Regions from separate parts of the Homo sapiens genome. Here region 1 is linked to region 2. The links are chromatin loops, found by intact Hi-C in ENCODE. Cell type or tissue: GM12878. All regions are shown on one strand. Each heading gives the region's core, and the rest is flanking DNA. Links, peaks and the distances in the headings are about the cores only. Region 1 holds the start of CCDC17 (coiled-coil domain containing 17). Region 2 overlaps MAST2 (microtubule associated serine/threonine kinase 2).

The links. Hi-C counts contacts between places; a loop is a spot of excess contacts. Peaks named below come from ENCODE experiments on the same cell type or tissue, not always from the same donor. Only the 100,000 strongest peaks of a DNase experiment are listed, where the experiment ranks them.
Region 1: a loop joins it to region 2, with 2.1 times the contacts of the local background. A loop is called at or near these places in 3 of 110 quality-filtered maps.

The regions. Positions count from the first base shown.
Region 1 is chr1:45,623,860-45,626,772 of GRCh38, forward strand. CCDC17 (coiled-coil domain containing 17) reads right to left here and starts at 195. Exons shown (of 13, transcript NM_001114938.3): 1 at 1-195. The coding sequence starts at 50. In GM12878, for the core only: no CTCF peak of the experiment used is centred there; no DNase peak of the experiment used is centred there.
Region 2 is chr1:45,880,216-45,883,128 of GRCh38, forward strand. MAST2 (microtubule associated serine/threonine kinase 2) reads left to right here. Exons shown (of 29, transcript NM_015112.3): 4 at 2,149-2,180. All of the region lies in intron 2 of LOC105378694 (a long non-coding RNA gene), which reads right to left. Among named protein-coding and RNA genes, the nearest start is that of MAST2, 78 kb to the left of the region's middle. In GM12878, for the core only: a CTCF peak has its summit at 1,568 (motif pointing left); no DNase peak of the experiment used is centred there.

The sequences.
Region 1 (2,913 bases), core at 30-2,529, 260 kb before region 2:
TCACAGGTCCCACAGGGCAGGAGCGCAGGCTCCCCAGAGTGGGAGTCCATGGGATGGGACCCGTTTCCTGAAACCAGCCAAGACCTGCAGAAGGGATCAAGGGCAGGGGAAAGGCAGAGGAGGATGAAAGAGACATAAAGCCAGAGGCAGAGAGGAAAGGCCGTGTCTATTAGGTCTGTGAGATCTTCAAGTTTGTTTGGGGAGAGCCTTAGCTCCCTGGACAGCAACCACAGGGCTGGGCAGGTCAGGAGAATGGGTGGGGAAACCTCGGCCGTTTGGGAGGAGCCACTGGCTTGAAAAAGTGTTACAAAGTCTGAACGTGGGCAAGTCTCTAATTGTAGCTTGGTTTCCCTGACTATTAATAAAGAGGAAAAAGCAGCTGCCTCCTAGACTAGGCTGGGCCCTTATCACTTACTACATCATTGGTCATTTAATAGCCTCTAAAAGGCAAGTGTCATCTTTTTCATTGCTGTACTCCCAAGTGGATGTAACAGTTTGTACCATTCTCCAATCCAGAGAACTACCTGGCAAAGGAGGCACTCTGACCTTTCCAGCATTCTGCCTGGAAACCATGTCGCACCAGGGATAGCAGTCTCCCTAACTCCCATTCCCTGATTCCTCATTTTTCAGCTGTAGACGAAGATAATCAGCACAGCCCAAGAAATGAAAGCTGTGGGCGAACAGAATGAATCTATCAGATGAGGGAATCAAGTCCAGAAAAAAACCCCTTCTCTCTCCCAAGATTGGCCAGAAGCCAGAAAGACCCTGAACTGTTGGTGAAATTCTTCACTCCACTCCCACTCCCAAAATATATGGAGGAGCTCTGAGGTGACCGCATATTTCTTAAGAAACCCTCTTTACTTTTTTTTTTTTCTTTTTGAGATGGAGTCTCGCTGTCGCCCAGGCCGAAGTGCAGTGGCGCGATCTCAGCTCACTGCAATGAGCTCTGCCTCCTGGGTTCACGCCATTCTCCTGCCTCAGCCTCCCAAGTAGCTGAGACTACAGGTGCCCACCACCACGCTTGGCTCATTTTTTGTATTTTTTAGTAGAGACGGGGTTTCACCATGTTAGCCAGGATGGTCTTGATCTCCTGACCTCGTGATCTGCCCGCCTTGGCCTCCCAAAGTGCTGGGATTACAGGCGTAAGGCACTGCGCCCGGCCAAGAAACACCCTTTTCTCTTCTTTTTTTGAGACAGTCTCGCTCTGTTGCCCAGGCTACAGTGCAATGGCACGATCTCGGCTCACTGCAAGCTCTGCCTCCCAGGTTGACACCATTCTCCTGCCTCAGCCTCCCCAGTAGCTGGGACTACAGGCACCTGCCACCACACCCGGCTTTTTTTTTTTTTTTTTTTTAGACGGAGTCTCGCTCTTTCGCCCAGGCCGAAGTGCAGTGGCACTATCTGGGCTCACTGCAAGCTCCGCCTTCCGGGTTCAAGCCATTCTCCTGCCTCAGCCTCCCGAGTAGCTGAGACTACAGGTGCCCACCACTGTGCCCGGCTAATTTTTTTTGTATTTTTAGTAGAGATGGGGTTTCACCGTGTCAGCCAGGATGGTCTTGATCTCCTGACCTTGTGATCCGCCCGCCTCGGCGTGCCAAAGTGCTGAGATTACAGGCGTGAGCCACTGCGCCCAGCCTTATGCCTGGCTAATTTTTTGTATTTTTAGTAGAGACGGGGTTTCACAGTGTTAGCCAGGATGGTCTCGATCTCCTGACCTCGTGATTCCCCCGCCTCGGCCTCCCAAAGTGCTGGGATTACAGGTGTGAGCCACCATGCCTGGCCGAAACTCCCTTTTCTAAACAAGACAGGGACTTAAGACATTTCCCTACTCAGTACCTAAAGCCAAGGTATGACCCACCAGCAGCAAGTTACAAAGTGTTCAAAGTATGTCATCTCAGTTCAGCTTAATTCCAACTGACATAAAGAGTACATTTTTAGAAATATGTTCTCAGAAAACAAGTAAATGGCAAAGCCCAAATCAAAACCTCCTTTTCAACAACTAAGTTTGTCCCAATTTTCAATGGTTAAGACTTTTGACTGGTTGACTTTACAATGGTGCAACAGTGATAGGCATTCAGTAGAAATACTACTACCATTTTTTTTTTTTTTCCCTCAAGAGACAGCTTGTAGTTCTCTAATCTCCTGCTCTAGGCCGAAGAGGCGGGAGCAGGACTGTCATCCAGGCTGGATTGTAGTGGTGCCATCATGGCTCACTGTAGCCCTGAACTGCCTTGGAATCAAGCAATCCTCCTGCCTTAGCCTCCCAAGAAGCTGGGACTACAAGTGTGTGCTACCACGTGGACCTGTCTATTTTGTTTCTGTTTTTGAGACAGAGTCTTGCTCTGTTGCCCAGGCTGGAGTGCAATGGTGCAGTATGGGCTCACTGCAACCTCTGCCTCCTGGGCTCAAGCAATTCTCCTGCCTCAGCCTCCTAAATAGTTAGGATTACAGGTGCTTGCTGCCATGCCTGGTTGTTTTTTTTTTTTTTTTTTTTTGAGACAGAGTCTCACTCTTTCTCCCAGGCTGGAGTGCAGTGGCGCTATCTCAGCTCACTGCAAGCTCTGCCTCCTGGGTTCACGCCAATCTCCTGCCTCAGCCTCCCGAGTAGCTGGGACTACAGGCGCCCGCCACCATGCCTGGCTAATTTTTTGTATTTTCAGTGGAGATGGGGTTTCACCATGTTAGCCAGGCTGGTCTCGAACTCCTGACCTCAGGTGATTCACCCGCTTCAGCCTCCCAAAGTGCTGGGATTACAGGCGTGAGCCACGCCTGGCTGGACCTGACCATTTTAATGTTTTTGTTTTTTATAGAGACAGGTCACTGTGTTGCCCAGGCTGGTCTTGAACCCCTGTCCTTTTCTTACATCACTGTCTATTCTCTCCCCTACTGGGCTGGGCACTCCTTGCATCCTCA
Region 2 (2,913 bases), core at 154-2,653:
ATATTATTCATATTGCCATTGTTACCTGCAACAACATGGATAAATCTCACAAATACTATGCTGAGTTGAAGAAGCCTATGTAAAAAGGTTTATATTTGTATGGTTCCATTCATATGAAGTTTTGAGGAAGTAAAAGTAATCTGTGGTGACATAATGAGAATAATATTTGCTTGGGGTAGGAAGATAGTGGTTTGTTTGGGGATTTACGAAGAAAGGACATGGTGGAACTTTCTGGATTGATGGACATGTTCTATATTTTGATAGAGATTTAGGTTATCTGAGTATATGTACTTAACAGACTTATCAATTGGCATACGTAAGATTAAGTAATTTAAGATTTGTACAGTTGAATGTTTGTAAATTTACCTAGAAAAACACACAAAAGAATTGCAATCAAATACTGAATTTTAGCAAAAATAATTTTATAAAATAAGCGAATTTTACAAAAATAAGGCATATTAAACTTATTGTGAAAAGTAAACCGGCTGGGCGTGATGGCTGACACCTGTAATCTCAGCACTGTGGGAGACCAAGGTGGGAGGATCACTTGAGGTCAGGAGTTTGAGACCAGCCTGGCCAACATGGTGAACCCCTGTCTCTACTAAAAATACAAAAAAATTAGCTGGGCATGGTGGTGCATGCCTGTAATCCCAGCTGGAGGCTGAGGCAGTAGAATCGCTTGAACCCAGGAAGTGGAGGTTGCAGTGAACCGAGATCGGCCAGCCTGGGTGACAGCGTGAGACTCCATCTCAAAAAAAAAAAAAAAAGAAAAGAAAAAAGCAAATCTATAAAATGTTTAGAAGAAAATATAAGCACATATATTCATGACTGTGTATGAGGGATATATTTCTTACATGGACAGTTGTTTTGGAGAGCAATTTGGAATATCCAGTACTTTATGACTCAGTAGTTCAACATCCAAGAAACTTTTTCTACATGCGCACTAGGAAACAACTACAAGAATGTTTACAAGAGTATTGTTTTAATGGAGAAGAAAAAGATGGAAAGAAAATTAAATTTCCATTTACTAGAGAATAGATAAATAAATATTGGTATATTCATAGACTGGACCACTGTCTGAAGATCAGTGAACTAAAGTGAAATATATCCACATGGGTGAATCTCCCAGTTTTCATAATGTTGGCTGATGTCAACAGAGGAATACATATAATATAATACCATGTATATATAATTTTAAAACATGTAAAACAATACTACTAATTTTTTACAAATCCAAAAACACGTATTGAAAATATTTAAAAAATTAAGAATAGTTGTTAATTTAGGACTGGTGGGAGGTGGGACTTGATACACTTGGAAAGCAAGTCACAGGGGCCCCAGCTGTTATCGTAAAGGTTATTTCTTATGCCAGTGGTGTGTGAAGTCATCTCTTTGTTATATTATTAACTATACTACTTTATTTGTCTAAAATATTTTCTAGTTATCACCCACTGCCCCTAATCCTATTTCATTCCTTCTGTATGCTTGCCACTAATGCCCTTTACAATTCAGCAGCAGTTAATGGCTGGCCTAGAGTGCCTGTAATCTACACTGGGGAGATGGTTCCATCTAGTGGGAAAAATGTTGCATGTATTCTATGAGACATTCCTTTTAGGAAGGAAGGATAAAGAAGTAATAGTTTGCCTGAGTGCTTTTATTTCACAAAAATTTAAGAGACAGGCTGGGCATGGTGGCTCACACCTGTAATCCCAGTACTTTGGGAGGCCGAGGCGGGCGGATCACGAGGTCAGGAGATCGAGACCATCCTGGCTAACACGGTGAAACCCCGTCTCTACTAAAAAAAAAAAAAAAAAAAAAAAAAAAAAATTAGCCAGGCGTGGTGGCGGGTGCCTGTAGTCCCAGCTACTCAGGAGGCTGAGACAGGAGAAAGGCGTGAACCTGGGAGGTGGAGCTTGCAGTGAGCCAAGATTGCGCCACTGCACTCCAGCCTGGGAGACAAAATGAGACTCCGTCTCAAAAAAAAAAAAAAATAAATAAAATTTAAGAGGCAAAGAAAAAGTTGTTATTTAGAAATATGTGGCCTTTTCCATTATTAAGATAATGCTGTGAATTTCCTAGGACATTTAGGTAGACCAACAGGACTCAGATGGGTTCTTATTTCTAACTTGCATATGTTTTGTTTTTCAGAAGGAGTTGAGCCTTCCAAGAAGAGGCAGCTTGTAAGTAGATGATTATTACCATTATGATTATGATCTCCTACTTAGGAACCCCTCTTGGGAACATTTCCCACTATCATGTGGAGGAATCCCGCTCAGTACACAATTTCTTTCTGTGTACTCCTATCTGAGCTAGGGAAGCCAGCAGGCCAACTGACTTCTCCCACTAGGTCAGATCTTCCCCTCCTCCCCATTCCTCCCGACCTCCAAACCTCTTCCCTCTCAGTTTCTACATAGCATTCTGGGAAAGTTACAACTTAAATATTCATCACAGTCTTATACTTGTGCTTTGGGATTTACTGAGTTTTCGTAGACTCAAGCTAAGGAAGTAGGAATATTAAAATGGAAACCCTTTGCATTTACATCTATCCGGTAACATGGTATGAGGAGAAGACCAACTTTTCTGATAAGTTGAGGCAAGGCCAGCTAAGTTTGGAGACTATGTTGAATGGAATAGGTTCCCAACCTGTTTGGTTTTTTTCTGGCTTCAGGGTTAGGGGAGATTAATAAATAGTCTTTGCCCCTGGATTTTAATTTCTTAAATTCTCTTGGACTGCTTTTCCTCTAGGAATTCTGTTGGGGCAGTATTAGAAATTTGGCCAATCAGAATCTCCTGGAATGTTTGTTAAAGTGCAGAGTGTGAACTTAATGCATTAAAATCTCTGTGTTGGGGCCCAAAAACCTGTACTGTATATACCTAAAACATACTCATATTTACCATGATTTACTAGTAAAG